Regions from separate parts of the Homo sapiens genome. Here region 2 is linked to region 1. Evidence: chromatin contacts called from ENCODE Hi-C or POLR2A ChIA-PET data. All regions are on one chromosome and are shown on one strand. Each heading gives the region's core, a stretch centred on a gene start or an enhancer-like site at or near the end of the contact. The rest is flanking DNA. Distances are from core to core; before and after follow the strand shown.

The links. Hi-C counts contacts between places; a loop is a spot of excess contacts on that map. ChIA-PET counts read pairs that join two places held with the same protein, here RNA polymerase II (POLR2A). Pooled maps may share reads with other maps.
Region 2: a loop to region 1 is called in a pooled map, with 2.5 times the contacts of the local background. The contact joins the enhancer-like site here to the promoter of ITGB1 in region 1. A Hi-C loop is called at or near these places in 1 of 50 pooled maps. POLR2A ChIA-PET finds 5 or more read pairs at or near these places in 3 of 52 experiments (Caco-2, Panc1 and activated CD4-positive, alpha-beta T cell).

What each region holds. Positions count from the first base shown.
Region 1 is chr10:32,955,389-32,959,884 of GRCh38, reverse strand. It overlaps ITGB1 (integrin subunit beta 1), which reads left to right and starts at 1,655. Exons shown (of 16, transcript NM_002211.4): 1 at 1,655-1,740. RefSeq lists an enhancer at 1,083-1,132 and silencers at 1,303-1,882, 1,953-2,402, 2,796-2,957.
Region 2 is chr10:33,191,458-33,195,953 of GRCh38, reverse strand. NRP1 (neuropilin 1) reads left to right here. Exons shown (of 17, transcript NM_003873.7): 13 at 3,536-3,673. Among named protein-coding and RNA genes, the nearest start is that of IATPR, 77 kb to the right of the region's middle. Within about 2 kb of position 2,458, at least 17 of the 41 ENCODE cell types and tissues checked have a DNase peak (open chromatin) inside an H3K27ac peak, as active enhancers do; they include Panc1, where a contact is called at or near this core.

The DNA of each region.
Region 1 (4,496 bases), core at 406-2,905:
ATCTGTCCTTGCAACAGTGCTTGACGGTGGTGTTAAAAAGCTCAGTAAATTGTCCTGGAGGAACTAATTTAGTTTAGAGTTGTGCATATGTAAATCTCATAATGTTCTTGTAGCAAAGACTAGCTAGTGCCTCCACCAGTCACGTACAGGGAAAAAAATTCTGGAAATTGTAGTGCAAATCAGGCACGGACCAATTATGCTTTTGAACTATACAGTTTTCTGTGCTGAGACTGGGCCAATTCTGATGAATTCTGAACAATGGTAAAACCGATACCTTTAAAATTCAAGAATGTTGAGTTCTAATGGCAGTTTGACCATTGAGATATTAATATAGGAACATCATTTAGCCTCTTAAGCTTGAACATCCATTAAGTGGGAAAAATAGTGCTCATTTCCTAGAGGTCTTCAGATTGGCTAATCAAGTTTTGATTTTGCTGGTAAGTAATGAGCAAATTTTCTTAGATGTGATCGCTTCATTTTCTCTTATATTGATTGGCAGCAGCCAAATGGGCATTCCAGTCCCTAATCTCCTGCAAGAGAAACACTTCTATTTCATAAATCTGGTAATTTTTGAGCTCTTTTCCCAACAGGGTGCTGCAGCTCACCAAGCGGAACCCACAGCATTTTCTGCTACCAGGATAGCAGCTTGCCAGTAGCATATACTAAATTACTGGGTTTCAGTATGATTTTGGCTGGTACAGACTTCAATCATCGAATCGACATGCGTTCAGCCATTCTCATAATGAATGTTTCCTTCTCTTTCAAACGTTGTTTCCAGCCCCAATCTCCAAATTTTTTTTTTTTAAGAGGTGAAACAGAAACTGTACTCCTTAGGAAGAAACTTTTCCTTCTCATCCCTGTTCCCCATAAAGGTACCTCCAGATAAATCTATCAAAAGCAGGACGCAACTCACCAGGTTTTCTAAAACGTTCCCCAGTCTCACCACCCTTCGTGACACCCATGGGTTTCCCAATTCTTCACCTTTCTCTTAGACACAGGCAAGCACATTATCACTCCAGAAAAGCAGTCCTGGCTTAGCCAGTTCCCTTCCAGAAGGACCACGTGGTTTTTGGCCCCATGGAGCCCTGCAGGGTAGGGGGGCTCACGGTCCCGATTTGCCTCGGGACTCAGGGGGCTTCCGAGATGCAGGATCTCCCGGGCTCGAAACGGGACATCAGTGGACAAACGGGAGCGAGGGTCGAACGCGCGGCTCCGAGGAAGAGGAACTTAAAGAACACGGGCCCAGCAGGCTACACCAGGAACGCGCGGGGCTCTAGGGCGCGTCCGACTCCTCCCGCCCTTCGCAGAGGAGGAAACTGAGGCACGGCGACTGTCTCAACGCAGTCCCGGCCCTGCCCCCCGCGGCCTCCCTCAGGCGCGCTCCCGCGCAGCCGGTTCCTTTGTCCCGGTCGCACTTCCTGCCCCATCCTCCGCCTCCTCCTAGCCCCGGGCCGGGCTGACGCGGCGGGAGAGGAATGCGTTTCCGGAGGGAGAGGGCGGCGGCGGCCTCGGGAGCGGGATCAGACGCGCAGAGGAGGCGGGGCCGCGGCTGGTTTCCTGCCGGGGGGCGGCTCTGGGCCGCCGAGTCCCCTCCTCCCGCCCCTGAGGAGGAGGAGCCGCCGCCACCCGCCGCGCCCGACACCCGGGAGGCCCCGCCAGCCCGCGGGAGAGGCCCAGCGGGAGTCGCGGAACAGCAGGCCCGAGCCCACCGCGCCGGGCCCCGGACGCCGCGCGGAAAAGGTAGGGGCCGGCGGGCCTCGGGTGTGGGAGCGCGGGCCGCGGCCTCCGGTCTCCTGTGCGCGGCAGCACTTAAAGCCGCCGGCCGGGCCGCGCCGGGACCTTTGTGCCGGGCGTGGGGGTGGGGGCGGGGGCGGGGGCGGGGGCGGCCGCCAGCGGTTGGGGGCTGGGGCAGGATTCCAGGCTAGTCCAGGAGGAAGTCCGCACGCCGCCACCCGCCTCGGGTCCCCGGCGCTGGCAGCCCCCGGGCGCAGAGCCAGCCCAGCCGCGTTCCGAACGTGAGGGTCGCCGGCCTGGGCGCTGTCACGTCGGGGCTGCCGGAGCTGCGGGGGACCGGGCCCGAACGGCCCCTGACACCTGCGGTCTCCCGCCGGGCTGGGCAAGCGCAGGTGGGAGCCAGCGAGGCCACCCGGGGCTCGGCGTTTGGGACTCGGCGCTCCCCTGGACGGGTCCGGTGCCTTTGTCTCTCGCTCCCTCGCGAGCTGCTGTCCTTGGAGCAGCGTCGAGCCAGCCGTCGGCGCCCGCGACGGGGACTGGTCTCCTCCGGCTGCCAGGAGGCGGCCCTGGGGCCAGCGCCGCGGGCGGGGGCGGCGGGAGCCGGGTAGAAGTTGGCTTAGTGGAGCCGCTGGGGACCGGGGGTGCGGTGGCGGCAGTGCAGTCCACTTCCCCGTGTTTATAAACGTCAAGAGTCGCCGGTCCCTGCCGGGCACCCCGGGACCAGGACGCATGGCCATGGCCAGCTTGTGCTCAGACCCGGTCCGCGAGCCTGAGAGCCCGGCCTGTGTCTAGTATCATTTTACCGCGTGTCATTTCTTAGGCTTCATAAATTGGATTTATGAGACTCCTACTCTCTAAGTAACTTTTATTTAATCAAATTCGTGCTTTTGAGTCCAAAACTTTGCACTCATTGGTATGATCATTAGTAAGTTGCATTCTCTAAGCTTCCGTTTCCTCATCTGTGAAATAGGAACAGTAATATCTACATTAATAATTCATTTTTATAATAATGACAGTGAGGGCCAAGTTTAGCTCTAGGCATTTTACATGTATTATTTAATTCTGGAACCGCTCTAATGAGATTGGTACTGTTTCGATTCCCATTTTCCGAGTGAAGAAACTGAGGCACAGGGAGCAAAAGTAAGTTGCCTGTGGTCATCAGGAGCTCCTGGAGAAGGCATGGGGTCTAGTTCCAGAGTCCGCGTTTAAACCACAAGTAACCTTCCTAACTATAGTTCTGAAAATCAAATGCAAAATGTAAAAAACTTAGCTTGAGAGTAGATGCTCAATGAGTATTGACTCCTTTTCAGCCCTTCTTTTATAGTAAAAAGATGTTAAAAATATCTCGGAAGATAATTGGTAACATCATTGGTAAGGTTTCTTTGGGCCAACATGCCACATGGTTAACTTAGGTGGGTAGAATTACTAGGTTATTTCGTTTTGTTTTGAGACAGGGTCTCTGTTGCCCAGGCTGGAGTGCAGAAGAGCCATCACAGCTCACTGCAGCCTCAACCTCCGAGGCTTAAGTTACTTTTCCACCTCAGCCTCTTGAGTAGCTGGGACTACAGGCGCCTGCCACCGTGCCCGGCTAATTTTTTTATTTTTTGTAGAGACAGGATTTCACTATGCTGCCCAGGCTGGCCTCAAACTCCTGGGCTCAAGCTGTCCTCTCTCACCGAGCTCCCAAAGTGCTGGGATTACAGGCGTGAGCCCCTGAACCTGGCCCTTAGGTTTTTTTATTTTTTTTTTTTTAATTGTAGTTTTAATGCTACAAAAATAACATGCTAGAGGAATTTAGATTAGACACCTTTCTTAAACCACATACGTCCTTTACGATAGGTTATACAGTAGACCAATTTTAGAAATGATTAAGGAACTTCAGTTGGCAGTTACCTGTTCATTTGTGGACATCAAGGCCCAGAGGGGTTAGGACTTAGAGTCTCACTATAATTCTCATATTTTTAAATAATGTTGACTCATTGATCAATATTATATAAGTGACTGAAGATGGTGAAGTGTTAAATAAAAAACATTGGTATTTTCATTACAGGCATTTGGGGAGAAAGTCATTTTACTTATCCCAAAATTGAGTATGAAGGTGGAAGATGTTATTAGAATGCTAGTTAAAAGGACAAAGAATGTGGTTAATACTTTAATTCTGTAAACAGGAAGCAAATAGATTGTTTAACTCGTCTGTGTTGACTTCAGACCTAAACCTACAATTTTAAGTGTTTGTGATTTTCTTAATGTAAAGTTCTATATTAAAGTTATTTTTTAATACCCTCAACATTCTGCACATGAGAAGCATGGAATCAGCAATTCTGAAAGTCACTGGATTTAGTAATTTTAACAATTAGGCAGCTTTCTGGTCAGTATAATTTAATTTAAATCAGCCCCGAATTACCATCACGAATGAAAATGTAGCTCTACATTGGTGTTCTTCCTAACTCTGGGAGTGACACTGGGGACATCTGGTCATATTATAATAATGAAAAGTGGTCAAACAACTTAACATGGTGCCAGTTTTCCTAAGCGTGCTTGCCACTGATTGTAATGCTTTTATTGTTTGGCTTCTTGATAAGTAAGTTATGGCTTACAGCGGTGAGTAGTATAGTGTTCTGTCTGAAAACATATTCATTAATATTCTGTAGCTGCTCTGGTTTGCCCTTAACTATGCTGCTAGTGTGATAAGCTGAAACATCTTGTAACTGGTAAAAGTTTCAGAGAACTTAACTTTCTGAATATGTAACAAGCTGCATGTA
Region 2 (4,496 bases), core at 1,209-3,708, 240 kb before region 1:
GCAAATTGCAAACAGTAGGACCCGTTGCTATCACCATCTGAACAAGTTCAATCCAAACCACGCGGGTCTACTGATCAGGGGTGGTCAGGTCCGGTTTGCATTTCACAGTCAGTGCAGAGTTCTTTTCAAATTGACTTGCTTTCCTGTTTCTCCATTGTCTGAGTCATGAATCTGGACTCCAAGTGCTCTGTTTGTGGGTAATGGGCTGTCTGACCTTCCTGGAAGGACTTCTGTTGATTGTCACCTTCTGGCTAAGTCAATGCCCAGAATATTGCATGGGGACTTGAGCATGCTTCAAGCCAGGGGTCAGGTCTAACTCTGAAGAGTTGACCCAGTGGCCTGAGTCACCTGATACTTTGATCCACACTGTTCTGCAGGCTCCAGATTCTTCAAGCATCATCACAAGCAGCAGTCAATGAGACCTCAAAACCTTCATCATAATTCCATTTTGCTATTATAGACTCAACTCAGAGTCTTACTATTTCATCTTGCTGATTCTCATCAATATAATAAACTCCATGGGCATATAATATTTATATACTTTTATGTAATCAGATGCATAAAAGCTGGTTAATGCTCTGCCAGCAAGTGATGGGATCCTTACATTTTTAATCTAGCTCTCTCTGGCGAGAGCTCTAACCCTCTGAGGCTCCTCCAGCATTCCTGCAGCAGTTCGGAGTATATTCATCACCTACGATTGTATGGGCCTGAGCACCTCTGCTTGTTTAGACTGAAAGACTAGTCTATGAACAAGTGAGTTAAACTGCTCTATAGAAGTTTGGAATACCAGATATAAAAATTAAATCCTTATGCATACATATGGTGCTAATGATCCAACTTCAGGCAAGATGGGTTGGGCAAGCACAGCTGGTACTTGCTCTCAGAGGCTGTAAATTTGTTTTAAGTTCAGAATATTGTTTCCTGCTATTTTTAAGAGTCAAGAAGGGATTTAGCTGGATTACCCCCATTGAATTTAATGAGAGTTGTGTGCCCCGCCAGGGCTTGGGTAATATTTTGAAAACGTAAACGTCAGTAGTCCTATATGTTTGTTTCATTCATTAATTTGCTTTTTTCTCTCCTTTTCTCTCTCCCTTTCTCCTTTCCTCTGTCCTTCTCTCTTTCTTTTCCCTTTCTATAAATGTTTATGGGTGGTTTGTGTGTTTGTCTTTCTAGCCAGGCTGGAAGTTTCCACATTGAACCTCTCACTCCATAACCCTCCCCAACAAAAGGCATTGATCTAAAAACATATCCTTTAAATAACCAAATTGCCACAAGTTACATGATCAAGACAAGAAGATAAAAGAGCAGTAAAATACAAAAACTTAGAGCGGTTCACCTGGTTAAATGTACAGGATGGGGAAGGACATTGGAAGGTAAAGGCAGACTGTCATTCTCTGAAGCGAGAAGTGCCTGAAACATTTTTTCAGGCAAAGCGGTTCCATGTCCTGGTCATTTCAAAAATATCCAAGTTCCTACATTTTATGGTATCATCAGAATATGAAGAGCCAAAAGAATGGATGATGTCATTTTCTGTTCTATAAACAATAAATGTAATGTATTAACAAAGTAAATACAGGCAGAACTGTGTGTGCTGGGGTGGCTTTCTTTATCCTGAATGTGCATGTTTTATAAAGTACATTTAAGGAGAAAAATCAAAACCACACACACATTAACATGTTCCAATATTAACATTTTCTAACATGAGATTATGCAACAGTACATTTCAGGGTCATGGGCGTTGGCATCCAAGGTTGCTCAATCATTCAGTCACCGTTCAGTTGACTGTACTTCATCTACATAATTCAATCTTGCTGCGGAAAAGAGTGGTAAATTTTGGAGAGGGTTTCCCATGCCTTAAGAAGTCCTATTTCATGGCTATGATAGACTAGACATGAAATATATCTCTCCGATGACACTACAGCTGTGAAATATAGCCTGTTTGCACTAAATGAAAGTACTCACATTTTACACATCACATAGCTTACTAGTTTACTTTCCCAAACTGGCTCTGTCTACCCTTTGGGAGGTCACATTATCATTGGGAGAATCCAAACTGCTCCATTTGGACAGTTTTTATGGTGGATTCCTTCCAAAATTTGACATTAGCTCTAGAAAAGGGTTCCTTATAAACTAAAAATGCAAAGTAAATCATTCTTATCTATTCAATAAATCTTCCCATTAAAATTCCTCCTGCCATTGGGGGAGGGGCCATGGAGACAAGGCTCAGAGCAGAAGGCGAGATACTTTGTTAATAAACACAAGCAAGTTAAAGAAGCTCAAAATGAGATAAGGTCTTGGCCTGACCCTAATACAGCATCTAATACCAGACTTCCCTTATTGTTCATAGGGATTCTTTTGAGGCTTATTTTTAAGTTCAACGGTCCAGATGCCCCAGGCGCCTTCCTGTTTGTTTCAATGCTGCCACCTCGTGGACTGCCTAAAGTCAGTGACAAGCCTAAAGGCCCTTCGTCACTGGAGAAAACAGCTGCATCTGCGGGCTTCGTTCTTTATAGGAGGACGAAAGGAGGGGGCAGAAGCCCGAGAATTTCATCTTTAGAATTTTTTTTATTGTTAGCTTATGTTTACCAAAACAACAGTCATACTTGGAATAAGTAGCAATGATTTCATTTTTCCCATACTTAAAAGTTAAGCTCCTTTCAAAAAGAGGCTGTGTAAAATGTCAGGCTGTGGGTTTTAAAAACACCATAGTCCAACAGCACCTTGTAGGGCACACACAAGGCAAGTCATTCCCGTGAATTCATTCACGCTGTCTTTTCAGATTCCTAAGGAAGCCTTTTGAACATTAAAAAAAAGAAAAGAGAAGTAAAAACGGGTAGCTATTGAAATGGGCTTTGGATTTAGATGACCTTACATTGAGGTTTTAAGCCGGGTGAACAATTTATATGTAAATTTAGAAATTAAAAAAGCAGAAATTTATACTTAAATTAATCGACCTTATAGAAGGCATGGAAGAAAAAAAAATAATCCTAAAATGCTTAAGAGATTCTAACCCTGACATTAAAGACCTGAAGCATGAACTGGTGAGGTGGAAATAGAGAAAACCTCCTGGGTGAGGCATTTCGCCAAGTTACTTTCCACTTTTGAGGCTTCATGGGTCAATCTCTAATTAAGATTCTTTTCATTGGTGGGTATCAACTTATATGATTTATCCTCAAGAACAGAATGGCTTTCATATTAAATACTGTGGAAATGGGGAGAGTGCAGCAAATGTAATACACGTGCTTTAGAAAATAGCCTTCCTGGAGATTTTATGTAAACCCAATTTGACAGGCAGTCCATAATCCTTTTAAAGCTGGATTTTTAAAGAAATTACTAAATGTGGTTTTGCAAACATTTTGACATCTCCATGCATCTTTTGGTTTCTTGGTAATCCTGGCTTTCCTGGAATTTTCAAACAGACATAAAGTTGTATAAATCGTGCTTTCCATGAGTGAACCAAGGGCCTTTGTGACCCTAAATGATCAAATTTGCCTTTCTTTGCTTGTCTCTTATTTTTACTTCCCACCCACTGAAGAGTTTCCAACATATGGTTTTAACTGTGAATTTGGCTGGGGCTCTCACAAGACCTTCTGCCACTGGGAACATGACAATCACGTGCAGCTCAAGTGGAGTGTGTTGACCAGCAAGACGGGACCCATTCAGGATCACACAGGTATCACAGAGTTCACTTCGGCTGCATGGCTTTGCAGATTCTCTTTGATTCCGAGGCTGTGTTACTGGGAGGGTTTCTAATGTCTGTGAATTTAGGGCGGGTAGGAATTACTACAGGCGTTCACATGTGCTATTATTTTCTAGAATTAACAATGTCTCTTTCCCTAGTAGCGAGAAGCATAGGGCAAATCATAGTAATGCCCCTTGAAGTTGGCCACTGATTGGCCTCCTTGAAAACAGCAAATTGGGCAAGGATCTATGAATTAGCATTCATCTTATCCTTTTTTTTTTTTTTTTTTTTTTTGAAATGGAGTCTCACACTGTTGCCCGGGCTGGAATGCAGTGGCACTAGCTCCACTCACTGCAACCTCCGCCTCCTGGCTTCACACGATTCTCTTGCCTCAGCCTCCCAAGTACCTGGGATTACAGGCATACACCACCACACCCAGCTAATTTTTTGTATTTTTAGTAGAGACGGGATTTCACCACATTGGCCGGGCTGGTCTCGAACTCCTGACCTTGTGATCCACCCACCTCAGCTTCCCAAAGTGCTGGGATTATAGGTGTGAGGCACCGCAACTAGCCTCATCTTATACTTTTTCTGAACTTCTTATTTTGGGCAATTTCAAACATATTCACAAATGGAAAAGAAATAGTAGAATGAATTCTCTATGTGCACGACCCTGCTTCAACAATTATCAGATCATAGGAAACTTAATTTATGTCTGTCATCCCTGACTCTGAATTATTTTCAAACAAGTCCAAGCATATATTATGTCCCCTCGTTTATTTTACAACTAAAGAAACAATTCACAATGCTTGCT